Linked DNA regions of Homo sapiens: region 2 is linked to region 1. A link is a loop called in an ENCODE intact Hi-C map of the cell type or tissue named here. Cell type or tissue: GM12878. All regions are shown on one strand. Each heading gives the region's core, and the rest is flanking DNA. Links, peaks and the distances in the headings are about the cores only.

Region 1 (12,724 bases), core at 5,045-7,544:
TACATGGTTAAAAATAGGCTGAAATAAGCTGGCAAGAAAAGAAGTATAGCGCCACACGTATGTACCTATGTGGGAAGAGAGAAATACAGTAAATAAGCCTGATAAACAGAGGACTCAAATGGGTATGATGAAATCTATGAGTGCACCCAAGAAGATGATGTCCTGCCTGTCTCCTTGTTATTGTTTTTCTCCAATCTTTACACCTGGACCTACTTGACCCTGTGTACAGTACTTGGCTTTGTTTCAGATGCTGGAACCAAATCAAGGAAATGTAATGAGCCCTAAGTTAAGAGTTCACTCATCCAACCTCAAGTAAAAGCTGTTACTAATTCCTCTCTGACTTTGAGCCTTACCTAATTCTCATCCTCTGCCTCTTAAATGATGGAAGTGAGTCAGTCCCTCCTTTGTTTTCTGATTCTTTTGTTCCTAAGACGTGGCTGCTTTAGCATCCTGCTCAGGAACATATCATTTTCACCCCTTTCCTTCTTTGCTACAACATACAATCAATTCTTCTAAGTCTAAACGTACAACCAATTCTTCCTTTTGCTTTGCTACCAAATATAGAAAAATAGATTATAAGGCTTTGAACCATGTAAATTGAAAAAGCACTTAAAATATTACAAATCAAATTTTCTTTCCATTGAGGAAAGAATGGACATTCTGCAAGAACAAGTGAAAGAAAGTTAAGAAGAATGTTGCACCCTTTACATCTCGGTACTGAAGCACAGGGTCCACAGCAAACCCATCTGCACCTGACCATTGAGCCAGCACTTCAGCATCACATTCCAGGCTACTGGTGGAGTGAAAGATCTACTGTGCTCCGCGATACCTTTGGAAACACAATTAATTTACTTAGGTCTTCAATAGAGTTTTGTTAAACCCTTGCAATATGCCAACCAATGTGTTAGCTATTAGAGAGTCGTAGATGAATGAGCTGTGATTTTTGCCTTCAAGGAGCTCACTGTCTTGGTTGAGGAGAAGAGAAGGAGTTATGCTAATACATAATTATTGAGGTGGCTTTTGCCTTCAAGGAGCCCACTGTCTTGGTTGAGGAGAATAAAAGGAGTTTCTTTACATAAGAAATACATGCTAATACATAATTATTGCAGTGAAGAGGTGACGAGCTTTGGGATTTGGTGAAATTCAGACACTCTGATTAGTCACAACAAAGCTGTATAATGTCAGTCATAATTGGAATACAGTTTTATTTGAAAGTGTTTACTTTTTATCTCTTGAGAAGAAATCATGAAACTGTGATGGAAGATAAATATAAGGATTAAAAAATAGTAATCTCTAATTTAAAACTCTTACAGTATAGCAAGGGAAAAGAAATATCTATGTTCGGTGACATTAAAAAATAAAATCAACACCGTAATAATTACAATTTGGTTCAGCTTGAATAAACTGATAAAGGGCCTAATGACAAGAAACTGTTCTTAGAAGGTGGTTAGAGAAAAATGTTGAGAATAGTGGAGTTTTAAACCAGAACCTTAAGGTAATAATGGAAATAAATTATACTCCTATAGCTAAGTCTAGGTAATAGTTTATGCTATTAGTAAATTTGGTTGAAGGATGACAATTAAATATTGTTAGCTAAAGTAAAAAGAGGGTCAAATTGCTGATCAATAAAATATGAGTTAAGAGTTGGGATGGAGAAGGTTGAATTTAGGCTCGTGTGGATGTAGGGACTTGTGTGACAACCAATGGGCAGGTCTTGAGATTTTAAAACTAAGAGTCTAGTGAAACAGAAATCTAGTGGCTATGAGAGTCTGAAAGGCAGAAATTTAGGAGTCAGCTGCCAGCGTAGAGGTAGTGATTCACTTCTTCATTCATTAGTCTAATGTTTATTGATCATTTATTATGTTCCAAGAAGTGTTCTAGGCACAAGAGGTGAGGCCCCAAACTGTATATAACTTATATCCTAGCAGAAGGAATGAGAAATAAACAGAGAACAAAGAAACAAATGAGAACATCACCATATAAAAATTGCAATGCAAAAAATGAAAGTGAATAATAATGGAAGGAAGAGACTGACTTGTTCTTTAAAATTTGGGGGTGAGGAAAGAAAGTGGGTAGGGAAATGCTCTTTGAAAAGGTGGCATTTAAACTGAGACCTGAAGTCATACACACAGGGGTGTGTGGTTGGGAAGATCCTACTCTGGTGGAAGTATTCCCAGAAGACAGGCTAAATTCAAAACCCTGGGAGGCCAGTGTGGTCAAGGAGAAGACAAGAAACAAAATGGGTAAGCAAGCAAGATGAATAAGGAACCCAAGAAGGAAGGACTTCGGGAACTTAAAACACAATTCTGAGGTATATAGAAGCTGAGAACTAGCTCAGAGAGGAGAGCACCAGGGACCAAGGTGTGGGCATAGTTGTAAGGACTCTGTCACAGATAAATTGGGGCAAAGTCAGAATTTAATACACAATTTGCTGTAAGTAAGGTAACCAGAAGTTAGCTTGGAACTGAGCAATGTTTTCTGATGTAGGCCTTTAATAATTAATAATGATAATAATGACTATTATAGTATTCTATTCATCTACTTGTGATAGCCTTCTGTTTTCTTTCTTTGCCTTCATAGCTTTTACTCATCTTTGCCCAATGATTGAAATTCTGTTCCATCTTCCTTGACCCAGCTCCCAAATCTTGGCAGTTTAGGAGTCTTTACTCACCAATCCTCTAATACACAGTGTATTGCTTTTCCTAGATACTCACATTGCTTTCTGTTTGTATTTTTATACGTTGTGCCTATGTGAAGTTTCTCAGGGTGAGGGCCTATGTCGTATTCTTCTTTGTATCCCAATTAACTAACATAGTGTCCAAAACGAAAAAAGTACTCAGTGTATGTTTATTGATTGCATAAATGAATGAAAGTATATGTAGTTAATAGTTTACTCAAATCCTTTGTGAAATTAGGCAGAGCAAATATATAAAATAGTAATAGTTAAAATGTACAATATATATAATATATGGCAGGTGCTTTACTTAAATTATGTCTTAATTTTCACAGTAAGTCAATGTAGTAGAAAATAAACACATATACCCTTTAGATATGAATAAACTTGAGCTCAGAATGGATAAAAGGTAGTAGCAAGGTCATACATCTGATGATAGGCAAGGATGGGAAACAATGTTGAGGTCTTCCCACTACCTACATATTCTATCCAATTTGCCAGTGCACAGAGCGGATGAGGTTGAACACATTAATGTGTGTGAAGAAAGGAAAATTTCCTGTTGGAGGGCAGACAGTTCTTGATTGCTATGAACTTTTTTTGATTTTGTAGGCAATGAAGAGCAATGTAAGCTTTTGAGTGGTAGGATAACTGTAATATATTATGATGAAAATGATTATTGAGATAGTTATTCTTACTACTCTGGCTACTTTCTACAGGCTGAATTACAGAGAGACCAGTGAGGAGTTTATGACATCCCCCAGTTGTGGAGTTGTGAAGAATAGAGTTGGGGCCCTGGAAATAGAAAAAAAAATAATTTAAGTGATACTGAGTGGGATAAAATAACGGAACTTAAAATCTCATTAGATGTGAAATTACAAGGAGAGAGTTCATTCAAATATAGCTTCAGGAATATGAATGGATTTCAAAAGCATTAGGGAATTTGGTGCAGCATCTAACTTGAGGAAGGGCTAAACCCTGCTTAACGTTCATTACAAATTTTAAACATTCTAATGTCCATTTAAAAATCGTGAAATGGGTGAATGCAGATCAGTGCACAATCCATGTCTCAGTTCCTCACCTTACCAGTAAACTGGTAAGAGTTTTCTTAGGTGATCTCAAGGATCATTGTCCTCTCTAAATTCATAAAATTCTTTGAATTAGAGCCACTTCTTTCCTCTATCTAACCCTCTCTTTCCTTTCATCTTCTTATTTCAAAATTAGCCCTGAAAGAGACCATTTCTGGATGCACAAATGTGTACATATATACATAAATGTATGTGTATATATACAAGTATATAATTAGAAAACTTTTCCAGATTTTGTACATACAAAGTGCATTTTTTTTTGTTTTCAAGGCCTGGAAATGTTTGTGACTTTGCTTTTTAGATTCAGTAAGCATTGCTCAACATAACCACCTGATATTTTTTAAACTGCTTAGGATGGGGCTGATCAGTTTTCTGTTGTGGTTTCCTCTATAGCAATCATTTGATAAAATTCAACGGTTTACCCTAATTTTAATGATTTCAGTGTGTCACACCCTTCATAAATGGCCAAGAAACCCTGCTGTCCTCAATCATCAAGTTCAAGTATGTTACAGAGTCTTCAAAGTTCATTCTTAAAATTGATATGATAAATAGCAGCATACGAGTTGATGTTAATTATGACCCAGAATTCAAGCATCATGCCTTATCTTAAAAAAAAGCTCAACCAGAATTAGGGAGCATGATTGGGTAACACAAAGGAGAAGCATTACAGGAAAGCACATTATCATATATTAAATACAGAATACAGCTTTGGAAATTGTGGTGTCAATTCATCACATTGCCTTTTGAATTAATTGAGATGAACTATTGAGTCTACTATCCAGAATTTTAAAACCACAAGAGGAAAAAAGGACTTACAATACTAAGTAGAGGGGATTCATTCATTTGAAAATATTTATTGAATATCAATTATTAACATGTGCAGGCATCATGTTGGGAATTGCTTATATGACAGAGCACAAAATAGTCCCTTCCCTCCCAAAGCTTATTGTCTAGTCTATAAAACTGGTAGGAAATGTAAGTGTTGCATAAGTGATGAGAAGTTTTAAGATGGAGAATTACAGGTGAAATGGAACAAAAGGACAGAAGCTAGACTTTGGGTAGAGGAAAGGGGGATGTTGACATGGTAAGACCTTTCAGGAGGAAGTGACTTTTAAATTGAAAATTGAAAGTCATGCAGGCACCAGCAAGGCAGAGATGGTGGCAAAGGAATGGGCTATGTGTGAAAGTAATTAGATAGGAAAGACTATGGGATGCTCTTGAAATTGAAAGAAGTACAGTATTGCCTTGGAGTAAGGAGAAACAGGTGAGGCTGACTTGAATCAGGATGGGACCAGATATTTTGAGACCATGTTAAAGGAATTGGCGAGCCATGGAAGGAAAGTGACAAGATATTTGTGTACTAAAGTGATGATGACCATATTGCCTACTGTTAGGAAAAGATATGGGGAAAATGAGGAAAAGAGGGGAGCCCGTGTGTGTGTGTGTGTGTGTGTGTGTGTGTTTGTGTGTGATGAAAAATATATTGGATTGCTCTAAATCTGGGCAGTAAGGGAATGCTATCTGGCAGATTGTATTAACTGAAGAGACAGCAAATGGAAGTTTGGGATAATGATTTATCACATTATTATGCAATCTAACGAAGTCTTCCTTCTTGATGATCACACTCCTTAAGAGGTTGAAAACATTTGTACTGCAAAAAGAGTTTTAAGAGGGTAAAAGTTTCCTAGCTGTTCTGAAAAAAAGGTTTTAAGCCACGAATCCCAGACTTTTGGATATCAGGGATCAGGAGATCTCTTCCCTCCTTCACCCAGTAATAAACAAAAACAAAGTAATTCATATACAAATTTGGAATGCTATTTTAACACCAATGTTTAAGTCCATAATCTCGCAGTAAATGGTAAACCTTAGAATTCCTCTGAAAGGACAGTTAATGTCATTATTGTATATAGGATTTTTCTCATTTTTCTAGTTTGTCCACAAACTTACAACATTTTATCACATAAATAATGTTACAGATACTAAATTTTGTAGACCCAGCTCTAACTATAGCAGAGATGGGATGAAAATTGGTACAGCCTTCACCTGTGAACCAAGCACCCCCAAAGTCACTTAAAGAGCTTGAAATATGCCTGAATTCCACAGCTGAGCTGTTTAGGATAGACTAGAAGGAGGCTTAATCTCCCTATTCATGAAGAAGCCATATTATTAGTAGTTGCTTATTCATTAAAAGAGGGCAGATGTTTCTCAGCGAGTATTCCTTTGCGTGATGGCTGTTAGCTTTGGAAATATATCCCAGCAGAATGCCTTGATGACCACTCTCATGAGTCATTATGTTTTCATAAAAAGATGCTGAACGTGGCCTCAGAATAGGAACAGAAACTGAAAACCTCCTATTTTAAGACTTCCCTGACTTGTAATTTTTCTAAAGAACATACACATAAAATAAAATGGCTGTGTATATATTCATTTAGATTGAAACTATTCAGAAAATAATGATCAAGTGAACATTTCTGAAAACATGTTTGTTTCATATAGTAGGCACTGTATTTTTGTCTTTACAAATAGAAGTAAAGAGAAGTAATAGGTTATAAGAAAAGTTGATGAGTAATGATTCCCTTTTAACTTTATTCCTCGTTCATTCCTCTGGTGGAAGAGAGGTTTGGTAATAGGAAAATGTAATGCCATCTCTGCATAAAGCAGGTTTAAGAAGGTTTGTGAGTTTAATATTAACCTGGTGAAGAGTAAGACAAGCACATCTCTTACTAATATAGCAAGAAGAGTTTTTTTCAGAAGCTTAAACTCCTTGCTTCCTTCATCATTCGTTACATATTTTAAAACTGCATGAACACTGTTATTATTGGTTTAAGTTCTGCTTATGCAAAATGGTGAAGGAAACAAGCAAACACACACCATGGGCTTTGAAATCAGGAATACTTGAGTTTAGATCTGTGTTTTAACACTTTGTAAATTAACTTAGGCAATTTGATCATTTTAGGCCTCATTTGTACAATGTAGGTAATAACTTGCTGCAGTGCAATTAAAAATTAAATGAGAATAAATATGTTTTCCAGACCATTAATAAATGCTTGCTATTCTCCTCTCATGTTCATTCTCCCTGTTCTTGCAGCCAATCCTCCCTTTCTACCCAGGTTCCTTTGGATGTCCAGAATCTTCTTCCATCTACGTGATCCAGGCTGCTTTTTACAAGGAGACGTAAAAATATTAATGTTCTAATGATTTCTCACATTGAAGCTTGCCTTTTATTTTTTTTCTTTCTTTCTTTTTTTTTTTTTTTTTTTTTTTTTTGATGGAGTCTCGCTCTGTCGCCCAGGCTGGAGTGCAGTGGCATGATCTTGGCTCACTGCAATCTCCGCCTCCCAGGTTCACGCCATTCTCCTGCCTCAGCCTCCTGAGTAGCTGGGATTACAGGTACACACCACCACGCCCAGCTAATTTTTGTATTTTTAGTAGAGACGGGGTTTCACCATGTTGATCAAGCTAGTCTTGAACTCCCAATCTTGTGATTCGCCCGTCTCGGCCTCCCAAAGTGCTGGGATTACAGGCGTGAGCCACCACGCCCTGCCTTGCCTTTTCACTTCATTGTGGACTTGAACTGAGATTGTTAAAAAATGTTTATCAAAGTTTTGTTTGCAAAAGTGAAAAGGTTGAAAACAGTATAACACCTTAAAATAAGTGATTCTTTAATAAATTATTGTGTGTCCACACACTGTAAAATTATACAACCATTAAAAATATTTTATGGTCTTGGAGATGTTTCCAACATACTGTGAATAGAGAAAAACAGAGATGACAGAATAGTGTATAATCCTATCAAAATTATATCTACCAGCATAAATTTAAAAAAAAATTATAGACAACAAAACGCTAACCATTGTTATATTAGGGTGGTGGGATATATGATTTTTAAAATTATCTTTCTCTTGTGTAACTAGATACAATGGGTATGACTTCTATTCTATAGCACTAGATTAAGAAATGCCACATTTCTTTTGATAAGTCAAAGTTAAACTGCTCCTAACCCCCAACTGGCTAGGAAGTTTAATTTCAGGCATTATTGAAACTTCTTTCCCCTTCAATTTCTCCAAGCTGTGCAAGTGTCCTATGGATCTTGTAAAGCCTCAAACCTTTGAATAGAATCTTCTGGTTTAGTAATACGCTAGTTACTAATGGTAGATCCATGCTCAAGCCATATCATGCCTTGAAATTTAAGAAATATTCTCCTACCTCTGCACCAAGCTTGAGTCTTGGGAACTCCTGCAAATATAGTCCAATGTTACCATGGACACCATGCATTTTGTTATCCAAAATCTCTTCATTTCTCCTCAAATAGTTCTTCAAATTTTCATGTGGTAAAATTGTTTCCCAGTAAGAATAAACTGACTTTCCTAGTAAGGCATTATTTTATAAGGTAAGTGGCAATTTGAAGATTAAATATTTATAAATCTTATTAAATACATATTTAATATGTATTGCTATGTTATATTTATGCATTACTATGTATTATGTATTACTATACATTATGTATTCCTATTTATTACATATTGCTATGTAATATTATGCATTACCATGTATAAAGCACTAAATTCCTAATTCTAAATCAAGTATCTGTTTCATCAATCTTATACAAATTATCTTCTACCATGTGGCCAGGTAGCCATTCCTCAGAAGTCTTGCTACCTGCTGTTAATGTGAGGAATGAGGGTTGCTGATACCGAGTCTAAATACATGAATCGTCTGAATCCTTCCTACCTTGCCTGAGTGTTTTGCTTCTTCTCATAATTCTCCATAAGAATTTGGGCTATGCAAACATAATTGGGAAGGATGATGGTGGGAAGTTGGAAGGAGAGTGTAATAATCTCCATGTTTTGTACAGGGTGCTGCAGTAGTTGTACAAACTAAAAAGATTCCTTGACAATGGAACATAAAGTCATGATTTGGAATGGAGAAAGAAAAAAATACACATAGACACAAGAATGAAACACAAAATTGGTACATTCATTTTCAAAACGTTTAACAATGAGTTTGTTACCTTTCTAATATAAATTTTAAAAAATCTTATCAGGAAACAAAACAAAGTACGGGTAGATAAAAACTCCTAGCTTTTATTTTCCATTTCCTATTTGCTTGGAAGCTTTGACTTCTAATGCTCAATTAATTTATTTGTGAGTAGGCAATGGGAAATGGCTATAGAAAGAGATAAGTAAATTGAAGTCAAAGGCTTGGTTTGTCCTCCTCTGATGTTTAATTTTGGATGAATCACCTACCTTCTTAGAGCCAATGGTTTCCTATTTTTTAGAGTGGAATGGTAACACTGCAGGCTGTGGCCATGCTGCCAGGACCTGATCTCTATAACCCTAGCTTATCCCAGAAGTCACACACAGTTCCAGTATATGTCACCCATATACTAGGAGGACTTCCCTAAGCACTCACATCTGACTCTTTGAGGACTTAGAAGCAGAGGACACATTACAAAATTCTAAAGGTTTTCCTATCACAGGGCTTTAAACATCACTGTGAATAAATGATCAAATAAATGAATCATTTATTGGGTGAATGGGTAATATTTATTAAGCAAATATCATATCCAAAGAGCATACTGTGTGAGAGTTGGTAGAACATTCCAAAATAAATGATCATACAGAACCTAAACCTTGCTACCCATGTTTAATACAAATATCAGAGTGGCTATTAAGGAAAATGGAACTATTTAGAGAGCAAAGTGAAAGGGAGTTTGTCATTTTAGACTGTGATTTAGAGGAAAAGAATCATAAACTCTTTTTAATATCTTAGTGATAAATCACAATATTATCTGACATTACAGTGCTTTCTTTAACTGTAGCAAGTTATAAGCAAAAATGGATAGGCAACTGTTTAGGATATTCATCTTTTGTCTTAAATTCAGTTCTTGGACTATCTTACTGTTTTCTGGGATGTAAAAATATCTCAATAGGTGTATTAGTCAGGGTTTTCTAGGGAATCATAACCAATAGAATATATATATTCATAACCAATAGAATATATATATACACACACATACACATACACACATTCTATCATAACCAATAGAATATATATGTATATATATACACACACACATATAAGAGGAGATTTATTATGGGAATCAAGCAGCAAAGAGCTTTTGAAGCTGCTCAGTCATTGGTTTTATAAATATAAGTATAGGAATAGTGCTATTATCTTAGCCCTAGACAGCCAAATGTTCTATAAAAGTTCTCTACTGACATCTTTCAGAGTTCAGCTACATGGGAGGCACTGGAAATTCACTTAGCAGTAATTCTTCCTACTCAGGATTACCTCAAAGCAAAGGACACAGGCTCTGCCTTTCTCACTGTCGTCAGTACATTTAAATTCCAAGAGCACAAGTATTTTTAAAACCCTGCAAAGTGCCTGCCAGTCAGTTTCTGAGGTGAGTAATTGAGTTCGTGCCCATTCCTACAGAATTACTAAAACTAGACATGCATTTGCTTTACCAAATTTAGAGGACTCTTAGAGAGCAGAAAACGATGTGTGAAATTATTGCCACAAGTAGGTAAAATGAATTAGGACAACTCAGTTTTATCAAAAGGTCCTGAACATGGTTTGTCTGTAGCCAAAATTTTCTAATGTGTGTTGTCATATTTATTGTTGACAGTATGACTATTTGTAATTTGTGATAAAATCTGAGAGTATTCTGATTTAATTTTTACTTCTACATCATCTGCAAAAGGAAAGAGGTATTTTTAAAGTGTAGTAATATAAATCAATAGGTAGTATAGAGAAGTGGATGGTATGGGTAGGGTAGTGAAATGACCTGAATTGTAGGAATGTCTATCTGTTAGTGAAGGCTAGGATGATTTTAAGACTGAAAAGGAGATGCAGGAGTAAAGATTGTATGGTAGTATATGTAAGTAATAGTAAAGCAAGAGTACAAGTTAATATTTTGATAGTAAAATGGACAGGAAAATGCAGATATAAAAATGTGAAGATAGAAACCAGAAGATAAATAAAGGAGTTGGGTGGGTTGAAGGAAGAAAAGGGGCAAGACTCTGACAATTGCTGATGTGGAAGAGAATAGTAGAAGGTTCCTAGCCTGGGTGCTTAGGATAATGGAGGCTTTAATTATCTATTAGTAACTCCACTACCACTGCTCCCTAACAGTCAGAGATTTGGTTGACTTGGGACAAAGCTGAAAATATGGCCAAACAAAACTTGCTATGAGAGAGTGTGATACACTAGAAAAATTGTGGGCTTTGGAGTTGGACCGACTTGATTAAAATCCCAGCCTCACTACAAATTTTATATGCTTACTGAATATCGAGATTCTAAATAAAGAAAATAATGTCTCATTTCATGAATATAATGGTTAGTGATACAACAAATGTAGTACTAACACAAGTACCTGGCCCATTATAGGCTCTATATAAAGAGTAACAGTCAATCTTAGTAGTACTTTATTTGTTATAGTTTTCCTAATGTATTTATTTAAAAAGGAGGGAAAAGTTTAATTAAGCAGTAATAATTTGTTTAATGAGTTCAATTCAAAGTAAGAGAAAAGTATTGCTTCCGTTGTTTAGGTCAAAAGATCTTTGCAAATGTAGGTGTAACTACTAGTAGATATTTAGCTATAAAATATAGGTCTTATTGTTCACAGATACACTCTCCTGAAAAATGTAGTTTCATCATAACATCTGATTTTTAAATTCATGGTAAATACATTTTAATTAGGGTCCATTTCATCCTTACTTCTTGTTAGTTTTATATTGTCAGTAATTTATCAGTGTGTGTGTGGATTGGAGGGTATTAAAAAAATAAAATGTCTATTCTTTAGTAATGATGGAGATGGCAGTGGCAGGTAGAGTGCTATTTAGGTGTCAGGTTTAAGATATCTTTGACCCTGATATCATGGAAAACAAATTCAACAAACATCCATTGAGCTCCCAATGTGTTATAAACTTCAGGTGAAAAGAGGGTTTATTAACATGAGAAAGACTTGCCTTGTGCCCTGATGGAATATAAAATATTTTTTTTCTTGTATAGCCAAGTATAATACATGATCAGTGCTCTAATGAGCATTCTCATACAAGTAGAATAATGAATTCTGCTGGACAGGGAAAAGGGTAGGGAAATTTTCCAGACAAGATAGTACTTGAGCTAAGCCTTGCAGGTTGAGTAGGATTATTCTAGTGGAATTTAGGGAAACGATGTGCAAGGAGAATAGTCTCTTAGTTTGAATGAAAGGTAGAGGTCAATTAGTGGGATGCCAGAAAACTTGACAAGGTGAGAAAATCATTTTCTGTGACTTGCTATTTTACTAACCTGATTGATTTTGTTAATACCTAAAAAGAGAAATGATTCATGTTAATTATATTCACAGATACAAATAAGTAGCAAAAATATCAACTTATTATTTTACTATAAATACAGTTGGACCAGAAGACTCAAGCATAGCCTGTGGAATAGAAGGATACATTATTATAAGTAAATTAGTTGATTGGTAGCCATTTTCTGATTTTACCTGCAATCTGGATTAGATTCCCTATTCAACTCTCTCTTAGTACCCTATGCTGGCTAATCATCTTCATTTTCTATCCAGATTTAATTCTCATATACTACCTCATTACCCTGCTCAAGTTTATCAGAAACAAAGCAGTTTCATATAGTTAGAGCAGAAGATAGGTGAATTGGAAATAGTAAAAAAGATAACAGAAAACAACTCCACATAAAGAAAGAAAAATCATTCAAAAGAAGACATTTATGCAGCCAACAGACACATGAAAAAATGCTCATCATCACTGGTCATCAGAGAAATGCAAATCAAAACCACAATGAGATACCATCTCACACCAGTTAGAATGGCGATCATTAAAAAGTCAGGAAACAACAGATGCTGGAGAGGATGTGGAGAAATAGGAACATTTTTACAGTGTTGGTGGGAATGTAAACTAGTTCAACCATTGTGGAAGACAGTGTGGCAATTCCTCAAGGA
Region 2 (12,724 bases), core at 4,192-6,691, 51 kb before region 1:
CTTTGTGTATTGTTGACATTCACCACTGGAGGATAAGTACTAAAAAACTATATTAGACAGGATTTTTGCAGGGGTCTAATTTCATTAATAAGAAATGTTTGGAAAAGGCAAAACTATAGAGATAGAAAGCACCTCAATACTTGTCTGGGGTTGATGGTTAAACTGGAAAGTGACTGCAAAGGGGAAGAGGGAATGTTCTGAGGGGATAGGAGTGTCCTTAGAGGAAACCGTGGTGATGGTTGTACTGCAGAACTGCGTACATGCACTAAAAGCCATTGAACTCTATATTAACATCGGGTAGATGTCAAGGTATCTAAATTATACCTCAATAAACAGGTAACTTTCCTGTTGCTCCCACTTCAGTGAGAGAAAAGGCAGAGTCCTTACCATGACCCCAAGGATTGGCATGATCTGGCCCCTTTCCTGCTTCTTTGTTCTCAGCCTTCTCCCCTCACTCACCCACTCAGCCACCTCCTGCCTCTGGGCCTTTGCACTGGCTGTCCCTTTATCTTAAACAATCATCTCTGTATCTGTGTGAGTCCCTTCCTTTCCCCCTTCAAGTCTTTGTCCAAATGTCACCTCCTGAGAGAAGGCTTTCCAGACAACTCTACTAAATTGCAACCTTCCCACCTATCTTCTTCCCCAGCTTTGTTTCTCTTCGTGGCACTTATCACCATGTGTGGATTTTTACATGCATACTGTACATTTTTCTTATTTGTCTGGTATACTGTTTGTCCCTGTCCATCTTCCACCTCCCTATCCTACCTTCAACTAGAAACCTGGGCTCCAAGAAAGCAGGGTCTTCTTTGTCCATAGCCGTGTCCCCAGCATTAGCACAGAGCCTAGCGTGTAGCAGTAGCTCAAAACACCTTAGTTAAAGGAATGAATGGCAGAGCGGTGGGCTCTGTGTCTGAACCTCTGGATAAAGCAGGAGCAGATGGTCTAGGGCGTGAGTCTGGGCCCAGGGACTGCCATATCTGTGCTAGTTTTCATGGAGGTAGAGGGGACGATGGTGGTAGCTGTGGACAGTGATGGCTAAGACACTTTCTGATCTTGGACCTGCATATCTCATCTCACAATTTCCAGGGACATCCCCTAAGGGCCCCAGGAGGTAGCCAAAACCATAACGGATGTACAGGGGCCACAGGAATCCAGGCTTTCTAGCACATCCTCACTGGTCATCTGAATATACCAAGAGTATCAGATAATCCCACCTCATCCCAAGATGTTTCACGATGCATTCATTACCCACCTGAAGAACACCTGCTCTGTGCCTGCCCCTGAGCCTGACAGTGCTGAAGACAGCACTATTAGGGTGGTGACTGAGACAGTCCTGGCTCTGCCCTCCTGGGGCCCTCAGTCTGGTGTTGGGGAGAAAGACAGCTCAGTCACTGCACAGTGACCACCCAGAATGAGCAGGGCAGGGGTAGGGAAATCATAGCTGGGGCGGGGTGGGGGGGTGCCGCGGAAGCCCAGAGGTGGCACCTGACCGTCTGAGGAGGTTCAAAAAGGGGTTCCCAGGAAAGGGAACATCTGACATCTGCAGGACTAGTAGGATCCACCTGGTAAAGAGAGGAGAAACATGGGCAAAACCTGGGAGGAAAGAGATGGTGAGGCAAACTCCTGGAAATAAAAGAGGTTTACAACGACTGACCCTCCTCTAGTCCAGTGGTTTTCAAGGAAGAGGAATTTTTCTCCCTCGGAGACACTTGGCAGTGTCTGAAGACATTTTTGGTTTGTCACAACTGGAGAGGAGTATGTACTGCTAACATCTCATGTGTAGGGGCCAGGGACAGCTTCTTAACAACGAAGAACTTGCCAACCCAAATTATCAGTAGTGCTGAGGTTGAAAAATCCTAATCTGATCTGAAGAAGAGAGTCAGGTTATGCAAAGCCTTCATCTGCTAAAGAATGTGTACTTTATCCTGATGGCAATGAGTTTTAAGCAGACACGGGTCAAGAGTAGATCTGATTGTATCTGGAAGCTGAAGGCTATCAGGGCAATCTGAGCTCTAGTCTCTCTCTCTGATCATCCCTTACCTCACCTATAATCAACAGCCACTAAAAAGGAAAGAACTCCTTTCAGCAAGACTGTGGTGCCCCTGAAGACAGGGACAGAGCCTTCATTGCAAAGCTTATTCAACAGACATTTCCTAAGCTGCCCCCAGGCTGTGCGCTGGTTGAGAATCCTGAAAAATTCAGACCAGGTATGTTGGGCTTTTTATACAGATCTTACCCTTGTGTCATTTCCTGTTGATACTATTTGTCTCCTACAGTTCCTGGCATAGACTTTTGTCACCTCTAGTCTCCTCTCCCACTCCACTGATGGCAAGGACATGGCTAGAGACATCTTTGTGGCCCACCACTGGGCTGGCCCTCCTGTTCAACCCCTCCATTTACCACTGGAGAAATGAAGGCCTGCAGAGGGAGAGGAAATTACCCAAAGTCACCCAGAGAGTCTCCTCCTGTCTGACTAACGCTCCTCTCCCCTGTGCTACTACCCACATGTAAGCCACATCCGAGTGGGTATGTCCACAGCACTTCAATTCCTCAAGTACCTGAACAGTGGCTGCCTGAACGGTCCGATATGCTCTGCAGCTCAGTTTGGTTGACGAGGCAAGTCAGAAGTTATCAGCTCTTGGGGTGATTCCTCCATAGGATCAATTTATGCTCAAAGCACACCCATCTCAGTCCTAATCACCTTGGGTCAGTAATGTCTGCCAACTTCTACATGGAATGGTTCCCAAAAGTAACCTGGGTGATCTGCAAATAGCTTAGTCTCTCTGTTCCTTGGATTCCCATCTGTAAAATGGGTCTGTTGACCTCCGCAGCCTGTTCCCTTAACCCATGAAGATTACCTGACTTTCCCAGAGCTAAAAAACTTCCAATAAATCATTGCCCATGCCTCAGGCACTGCGAGCAAGGCTCTGAATGCCAGATTACTCTAGAAACCATTTTGGAGTCTGGAATTTTGGAGTTGAGAACCCAGGGCACCTGTGCCACTGTATCCCTGGCTTGAGCAGAGTGCCTGGTGGCTGCTGAGGTGAGCATACAAAAAACCCAGTAAACAACAGGACCCTACTATGGTACCATGCAACCCCCCTGGCCAGGTACTCAAGATGGTGCTACAAGGCACTGGATTCCACACAAATGGAAAGGACACCCCAGTGGAAGGGTCCTCACCCAGGGTGGAGCAAACCCTTTACTCTTATCTCAGCCTGGGTGCCCTACCAGAGCCACCTACTGCACTGCCGCTGTATTCTGGATTGTTCAGTATATTACTTCTAATTAATCTGAGACCCTCACTGCACTTTGAAACATCAGAGCATGGTTGCATTGCTGTCCTAAATTTTCCAACTTTCCCTTAAGCAGTAACAGCCACATACAAGGATAAATCTCAGGATAATGGCATTAGAAATGTATTTTTATGGTTAGACAATTTTCCATATTATCTACCATTGAATTTTCAGAAATGACTTGCATTAAAAATAAAGTTGTTGTTATCCTTTATTAAATTTTTAAGATGTCTTTCACTAAAAATAAGTAGTCGTTTCTAAACCTATAAGTAAAATGACTCCTTGAGTAATTGATTTAATAATAGGCCACTTTTCAGAATTTCCTAGCCTGTATCCTATGCTTAAACATAACTTTATCTTTTTTACCTACTACTAATAAAGCATCGTATAGATAATTCTCACTTGAGCCTCACACTTTCCTGTAAAAAAGCAGGATGGACATTATTTTTTCTCATTTGAAAAACCAAGACATTGAAACTCATGAAATTTTTTGCATGTTCAAACAACTCACAATAATGGAGCCAAGACTACAATGTAGACTTCTGTTAGGTGTTGATAAAAATAAAATGGTTAGGATCTTGAATTCTGTAGTAAGAAGAAAATAGGTTCAAATTCTGCCCCCATCATTTACTTGCTTTAGGGAACTGGACAAGCTATTTAATTCTTTCACTACTCAGTTTCTTTATCTATAAAATAGGGAAAATAATAATGTCTACCTCATAGTTTGGTTATACTAATTAAATAAATACCTATGTAAAGTATTTAATGCAGTGCCTGGTTTATAAGCCCAATATGCTTATGAGGCTCATTCAATAAATGATTGCTACTGTAATCAGATTTGTCCTTCCTTTCTACTCTATAAAGGCATCCTCAACAAAGTGGCAAAAGCTTGGCTTTGGAATCAGACAGATGATTTCTGATTTCTGCTTTATCACATGACCTTTGTATGACTTGCTTAACTGTAATCTCTTCCAGCTACAGTTTTGTCATCTGTAAAAGCTTAGGGGATGTTATAAAGATTAAAGTCCTGGCCTATAAAAAAAGAGATTTAATAAATGTTAAATTTCTTTCCTTCCATCATGAATCTTCTTAAAAAATTTGATTTACAAAGTACATATTTTTAAACTATGTTCTTTGCCACTTGCTTATGTAAGCCATCTTATTCAACAATATATTACCAACACCTAGTAGAGTGGCTATATCTCATTAGGTGCCCAACAAATACGTACTTCATGGAGAGAGAGGGAGAATTCTCTGCAGCTTAGGATGGTCAGAGAAGGCTTAATGAAAGAGATAAGACTTAAGTGATGCTGGGCATTGTAGCTCATGCGGGTAATCCCAGCACTTTGGGAGGCCAGGCCAGGTGGATCACTTGAGCCCAGGAGTTCAAGACCAGCCTGGGCAACATAGCGAGACTCTGTCTCAAAAAAAAAAAAAAAAACACTTAAATGAACCTTGAATAACATTTAGAACAGATGATCACTATATAAGAATAGAGAATGGTATTTAGGTGACCTGCTCATGACAAACAGCCCATAAAACCTGAACTCTAAATATGAGGGAGAGTGATAGTACTTGTAGAAACTGTAGTGATGACATTCTTTAAGTCTGGCGCAGGGAGTATTTGGAATTCTAAGGCAAGAATGATACATATTCTGGGAGGAGCTTGGAGAAAAGTGAGTATGGTGTAGTGTTTTTTAGAAATGGAAAAGACCAGTCAAAATGGCCTTTTTTATCTCTTAAAAGTAGTAACAGAATGACTCATTAGGCTATCTTCACAATTCTGATTTTAATAAAATGTAATAAAATCAGTTTTCCCTTCATATATTTTCTGAAATTTGATTCTAACTTTCCTATGGACTGGAATCATTCCATTACTTTTAATGATGTTAAACACATATACAAAAAGAAGCTTGGAAATAGTTACAAAACTGTCAGAAGATAATTTTTTTTAATAACAGGGAAAAAGTGCATAGGCATTAGTGCTTTCATTGATCTATATATTGCCACTGGGGTGTCAACACATTTGGCTCTTAGTTGAGGTGGTGGTGGAAAAAAGGCTGCAGAAATTGTATTGAGTTTTCTTCTGCACAGGGCTCCTTGACTACAGGTGAAAAGGATCTCACTTTTGAGGGAAGGCTGTGTTTGGCAGGAGTTAAAAGTGCTGAGGACATGGAAACTATATATAACACCAGAGGTTTGTCAAGGGTGTGGGTCCAGGTGTCCTGATTTTGAAATTTTCTTTTGAGGCTACCTCCTACTGAGTAGAGCACAAAGATTTCTTTCTCTCTGTAATATGCATGCTTGAACTGGAACAGGATAAGGTTGATGTGAGAGCTTCAGATTACATTTTGACTACTTGTTAAAAGGGCTTCACCTATTTATAAGCTTTTTCACTTCCTTATTTCTTTTGTGAAAATCTCTTATTTTCATTCCCAATGACCACACTCTGGAGCTTGTCACCATCTAGAACTGCAGTACATGAAATCTTAAACTCAGTCATTCCACTCTCTGGCCATAATGTCTTTGTCAGTTACATCCCTACCACCTGCCTTACCTCAAAGGAACTTGTAATTCCAGAACCCTTTTCCTTCATTCTTACTTATCAGGTTTTCAGTACTTTCAACCTTCCTTTCCGGATGTTGTTCTCCTCTCACCAATAATCTAGATTCTAATCTATTGTCACAAATGACCTGCAAAACCTGAGACATGCTGAATCCAACGTTTCTATCACTTATGAAGTGTTAGATAGTTGTAGATAAGTGCCACTGGAGAAAATGTTGTGACCTCCCCGACAGAGCTATGCCATGTTTGTTTGTTTTGTTTTTAAATCTCTAACCGTAGCAGTAACCTGCAATTCTGTCCAGAATTTCTTCATATTTCCTGATCAGCTCACTCTCTCCTTCTCTAGAGCTATTACCTTAGAGCTTTTACAAAGTAAGCTTCTGTCCATTGCCTCCTCAACTTCCCTCTTATTCTTAGAATACCTTCCTACTTAATTCTTAGAGAAAATGTAAGCCATCGAAAAAGAGCCTCTCAACATCTATCTCTAAATCTAAAGACTCACCTGCATCCATATTCACTTTTCTTTCCTCTCTTAAAAGAAGCAATGTCTTTCCTCCTAAACCTCTCTACCTGAACTCTCTGTATTTCTATCCACTTGACCTCTCAAGGAGAGGTATTTCTATCCACTTGTCTATTAATGATCCCAACTCTCTCAAATTCATTCTATATTTGCTCCTTCCTATCAGCATTAAGCTTGCTTAAATCTCTCCTTTCTTAAAATCAAAATCTTTCCTTGACTCCATATTTGCCTACATTTATTCTCATGTATCTTCTCCATTAAGGCCAACCTTTTGAATGAGTTATCAATTCTCACTTCCCAACCTTCCTTTACTCTTTATATTTTTCTATATGTCTATTTTTCTATACGTTTACAAGTCTATTATTCTCACTAAGGGTTACACTGACTTCTTACGATTAAATTCAACGGATAATTGTTATTCCTTATAGCTCTCCGTAATATTTAATGTTGTTCCTCTGTTCCTTTCTCTGTAAACATTTCTTGGTGGCTGTGACTCTATATTCTTTTGTTTCATTTCTCCATTTTTCCATGCTAACTCTTCTTACCCAACTTTTTTTGCTAGCTTATTTTCCTTGCTCATTTCTTAAATACTGATGTTTCTATGAGCTTTATTTTTAGCCTTCTCTTTGTTACATGTAAGCTCTTGGTCAATCTAATTAGGTTCCATGGCTTAATTTTATTCCCATGTGCTGATGACTCTTAAATCTATATCTCCATTCAGTGCCTCTTCTGAATGTTGATTCACATATGTAGTTCCTCTTGGGGTTCCCACAGATCTATGTCTGTTTTTGCTTGCTCAGGCTGCCATAACAAAATACCATAGACTGGGTGGTTTGCACAAAAGAAATTTATTTTCTCACAATTATGGAGGCTAGAAGTTTGAAATCAGGGTGTCAGCATGACTGGATTCTGGTGAGGGCTCCCTTCCTAGCTGCAGACGGCTGCCTTCTCATTGTGTCCTCACATAACAGTTCTCTCTACTCTCTCTCTCTCTCTCTCTCTCTCTCTCTCCTCTGCCCCCTGACTCTTTCTCTCTCTTCTTATAAGGCCATAGACCTATTGAATTAGTGTCCCACCCTTATGATCTCCTTTAACCTTAATTACTTCTGTAAAGGCCCTATCTCAGGATACAGTCACTTTGGGGGGTTAAGGCTTTAATATATGAATTTGGGGGGAACATAATTCAGTCCATAGCAATGTCCACGATTGAACTTATTAGATCTACACTAAAACCAGCTCAATTTCCTATGTTCCCAATTTCAGTGAATAGCACCAGAGACCGTACAAAGTAGTGGTGAAGAAAACAAACCTTTCTGGACTAAAATCCAGGCTCTTATTACTAATAATTTACCCTTAGGCCTCAGTTATTTCATCTGTAAGTGGGCTTAGTAATCTACCTTAGAGAAATATTGTTAGGATTAAATGAGTTGATTTAATTCTTAAAGTAGTGCCAGATGTGCTTTTTTAAAACAGTACTCATAAACATCAACTATTACTATTGCATCCACCTAATTAGTTAAAACAAACACCTGCAAGTCACCCTTGAACTTTACCTCTCCCTCCTTTGTAGGATTTATTTAATATCCAGGTTCAGTAGTTTCTGTTTCTTTACCATTCTGGAACTGATTCACACTCTCTATTCTTTTTCTTATTACCCAGGCTCAGGCCAATAACTACTACTTTTTTGGCTTATGAAAATAACACAATAGATCAGACGTATTGGCTGACACCTGTAATCCCAGCACTTTGGGAGGTCGAGGCAGGCGGGTCACCTGAGGTCAGGAGTATGAGACCAACCTGGCCAACATCATGAAACCCCATCTCTACTAAAAATACAAAAATTAGCTGGGCCTGGTGGTGCATACCTGTAGCCCCAGCTACTCGAGAGGCTGAGGCAGGGGAATCACTTGAACCTGGGAGTTGGAGGCTGCAGTGAGCCGAGATTGTGTCACTGCACTCCAGCCTGGGTGACAGAGCAAGACTGCATCTAAAAAAAAAAAAAAAAAAGAAAGAAAATAAAAGAAAGAATAAAGAAAATAACATATTAACTAGTCTTTCTTGCTGAATTCTTTCCAAACTATTTTCTCACTGCATCCAGAGAGGTTTTCTAGAAATGCAAATCTTTTCATGTTTGTTTCCTGCCTGAATCAATTAGATGGCTTCCTGAAAAAATACTTATAACAAGTAACAAGGTTCTTCACGATATTTCCACGCCTAACTGCATATCTTCATTTCTCCTCACTTACCAATTTTCACTCAATGCTGTAGCCACATCAGCTACTTTATTTACTCTAAGGCAGTGCTTCCCCAAGAACCTCTTTTACTTCACAATACATGGAAAACGAGAATAAATTCATGGTACACTGGGGTAAACCAGTAAATTTGGTTGTGTCTAGAGCCAGTTGGTCTAAGATCTCACATACTCCCCCAAGCATAAAAGAATCAATATTTAAACATGTCTGTAACTCATTCACAACACAGCAAGATAACTAGGGAACATTAGTTTGTAAGCTCTAGCATACCCTGTGTTTTCAATTGCAGATTGCCATGACCAATGCCATGACTTTCACTATCCTTTTCTAAAGCCATCATAACCACTACCAAAACTCCTCTAAAGAGCAAGCTAGTCATTTACCTTTACATCCCAATTTAGAAATCATTTCCTCTAGAAGCCTTCATATACCTTTTTTTTTTTTGAGACAGAGTTTCACTCTGTCGCCCAGGCTGGAGTGCAACGGCGTGATCTTTGCTCACTGAAACCTCTGCCTCCTGGGTTCAAATGATTCTCTTGCCTCAGCCTCCCAAGTAGCTGGAACTACAGGCACACGTTACCATGCTAGGTTAATTTTTGTATTTTTAGTAAAGACGGGGTTTCACCGTGTTGGCCAGGTTGGTCTCAAACTCCTGACTTCAAGTGATCCGCCCACCTTGGCCTTCCAAAGTGCTAGGAGTACAGGTGCACACCACAGCACCTGGCTAATTTTAGTATTTTTAGTAAAGACAGGGTTTCACCATGTTAGTCAGGCTGGTCTCAATCTCCTGACCTCAAGTGATCCGCCCGCCTCGACCTCCCAAAGTGCTGGGATTACGAGTGTGAGCCACCATGCCCAGCCTCACCTATCTTTTGTGTTTGGGTCAGATATTTTTCTTGTGCTCCATATTGCAGCCTGTAACTCTCCTTTTATAGCTTATATAAAAACATGTTCCTGGCTGGGCATGGTGGCTCACTCCTGTAATCCCAGCACTTTGGGAGGCTGAAGCAGGCAGATCACCTGAGGTCAGGAGCTCGAGACCAGCCTGGCCAACATGGTGAAACCCCGTCTCTACTAAAAATACAAAAAAAATTAGACAGACGTGGTGGCGGGCACCTGTAATTCCAGCTACTCGGGAGGCTGAGGCAGGAGAATCACTTGAAACCAGGAGGTGGAGGTTGCATTGAGCCCAGACAGTGACATTGCACTCCAGCCTGGGCGACAAAAATGAAATGAAACTCCATCTCAAAAAAAAAAAAAAATGCTCCTAACTTTTCAGATACGTTGACAATACAATTATGAGTAAATGCATAGGATCCAGTAAGAACATAGAAAAACATGCAAAGCAATGATAAGGATGAAATACCAATATAAAATTAACACTCAATAATGCCTAAAAGTTCTTACCAAATGTTGTCACTTCCTGTGTTTAATTAGGTAGATTTTTCATTGGCATAATAAAAATAAACACTTTTTAGATAGTAAACCAACTCCTCTTTTAGCTAATGTAGTTGCCTGCCTTAGGTACTAATATAAACTAGCAAGCTAATTGCTTTCCTCAATTAGGGAAGATGTAGCTTTAGGTATGACGGGGTTTTGGCAGCGGCACTGGAATAAATCTAAATAAATGGTTAGATATTTACATTGTTATTTTTTTGAAATATTTTAATGCACCCAAGCATCAGAATCTCCTATATACCAATGTAAATTTCCCCATATCTTCTAGAAACAAATGTGCTTTAAATGCATGATTAATTTACCATTTTAGAGTCTTGACTCAATTCTGTTTCAAACTGTGTAAAAAAATTGAGAATTAACTTGACATTTTAACATCTCAGTTCTTGGAATAGCATTGGTTTTATTAATTCCAAAGTGCTTTTTAAAGATAAATCCAGTTTACTTAACATTTAGCCTAAATTCTGTTTGACCTTTAAGACTGATACTATATATACATATATAATATAAATTAATCCCTTATTCTTCCTTTAAGGTAATTTATCTAATTTTGAATTGTGACCTATCTTTAAAGAACATTTTTACACAAGAGGGACATATCAGATATGAGAAAAGTGGTTACAGGAATTTAGGATTGTAAAGTAAATCATTCAAAACAGGAAATTTGGGGGTTTTCTGCTAATAAAACTCAAAACCGTATTATTAACTGACCTATTCAGTATGAAAATAATGTCAAAGGGAAATTTAGGAAAATCTGTTAGGTAAGAGATTAAAACCAGCTGACTATTTAGCAAAGTAGCTTTGAAATCTATTATTATAACAGGAGTTTGGTTTGTTTTTCCTGGAAGAAGAGGAGGTTGACCAAATAATATTCCGAGGCTCTCCCAAAATTGTACTCTTCCCCTTCTTCATCTCTCTTTGCATTCTTTTCTGTCAGCCTGTCCCGCTTTCCTCTGTATTTTCCTATTTTTTTTGACTCCTGCCCCTTAATTGCTGACATGTTCAAATGAAACAATCACCATGATGAAAAACAAAACAAAACCAAAAAAAAAAAAAAAAAAAAAAAACCCTTGGCCCTGTCTCCTCCCCTGGCTACAAATCTCTTTTCTTTTTTTCAGCCAGACTTATTTAGATGGCCACATTTTTCTGTCTTCTGTATTTCCTCAACTTCTTTTTTATTCTTCCACATGTTACAGTCTGTTTTTCACCTGTCTTCCTGTTGAAACTCTGTTCAGTAACATAACTGAGAACCTTTTATTAATGTATGTAGGTAATTCATCTCAAACTTCTTTGTGTTCCCAGCAGTACCTGATACTTCTGATATCACCTCTACTTCTTGACCCTCGCTGTCCTTGAAATGGTAAAACTGAGGCAATGTCTTTGTATTCAGGCCCATCCAGGAATGGTGGGAGAAACAGTTGCTGAGAAAATAGAACATTCCAATGGAATAAGGATTGATGGTCTGTCCTTAGGGCAGCAGCAGCTACTGCTCATTCTCAGATTGATTTCAAGTTCTCAAAGGAGATAACCAAGAATAAGAGGGAAGAGAGCCTGGCTGATGAAAAAGAACAGAGAAAATCTAACAACCACTTGTAATTTATGAGGTCATTCTCTGTTCTATTAGACTGGAGCCAATAGTATGCTCACACTCCAACAGAATGCCACTTAGCAATGACATGAGCCCATATGGTAGCTGTCAGAAAGTCATGGAAATCGCATATGACCCAAGATATTTGAATTATCTTCTTTAGTAAATTTATTCCCACTGCCAAAAACTTCCTTCTGCCCAAGCCCACATTATTTCTGATTTCTCATTTAAGTCTTCGCTGTAAGTTGGAGAGTTTACTTTGCACTTGAAACTGATTTACTGATTACAAACGATTTCTCCTATTACTCTTTCATACTCTTATTTATTCTAACTTTCCCTTAATTATTATTTATTTTTCTGCTCACTCGTATTTTCCTTAGAGTCTTATTATCTTTATCCTCTTCCTTTCTTACTTTTATTGGTCAATCCAGATGAGCACATTCTATTTATACTAAATCTATGTATTCATTCCAGGCCTGTTTTCCAAACTTCAGACCCATATAGCTCACTAAACTATTGAGCATTTCCATTTGTATTTCCGATAGACCCCTCAGGCAAACATGGCCAAAAGAGTTTTCCTGCACTTCTGTTTCTGATGACATAGCAGACTAGGCTAATAGGGAGCCCTTCCCATTACCAAAAAAATTAAAAAAAATAATAAATGTGTCATAGAATATAAAAATATATTCACATATACCTATATGCATATGGACATGTATGTACATACATGCACAACTGTGCTCAAAACAATTTTTTAAAAAGTGCCAGAAATGAAGAGGGCAGTTAGAGTTGGTAGTAACAAGTGTATGCCTCCTCCCTCTGGCTTCAGAGGCTCTTGAACCTGAATATTTGCTTTAATGTCTAAGTGGTTGTGGTTTTCATGTCTATGTGAAGAAAGCAGACATGGCTTGGGCATGAAGAAGGCAAGCAGTTAAAACTGAGATGCCTGCAGATAAGCAGACCATCAAAAAGGCCACTTCCTCAATGAGGAGAGATAAAGCCCTGAATGGAGAAAAAACAAACAAACATGGGAAATCAACACTTGAAG

The links. A loop is a pair of places that touch in the nucleus more often than their neighbours do. Peaks named below come from ENCODE experiments on the same cell type or tissue, not always from the same donor. Only the 100,000 strongest peaks of a DNase experiment are listed, where the experiment ranks them.
Region 2: it touches region 1 in a loop (3-fold over the local background); 1 of 110 quality-filtered maps calls a loop at or near these places.

Annotation. Positions count from the first base shown.
Region 1 is chr1:186,813,281-186,826,004 of GRCh38, forward strand. No RefSeq gene overlaps it. Among named protein-coding and RNA genes, the nearest start is that of PLA2G4A, 9.3 kb to the right of the region's middle. In GM12878, for the core only: no CTCF peak of the experiment used is centred there; a DNase peak (open chromatin) is centred at 6,041.
Region 2 is chr1:186,763,489-186,776,212 of GRCh38, forward strand. No RefSeq gene overlaps it. Among named protein-coding and RNA genes, the nearest start is that of PLA2G4A, 59 kb to the right of the region's middle. In GM12878, for the core only: no CTCF peak of the experiment used is centred there; a DNase peak (open chromatin) is centred at 5,673; H3K27ac peaks cover 896 bases.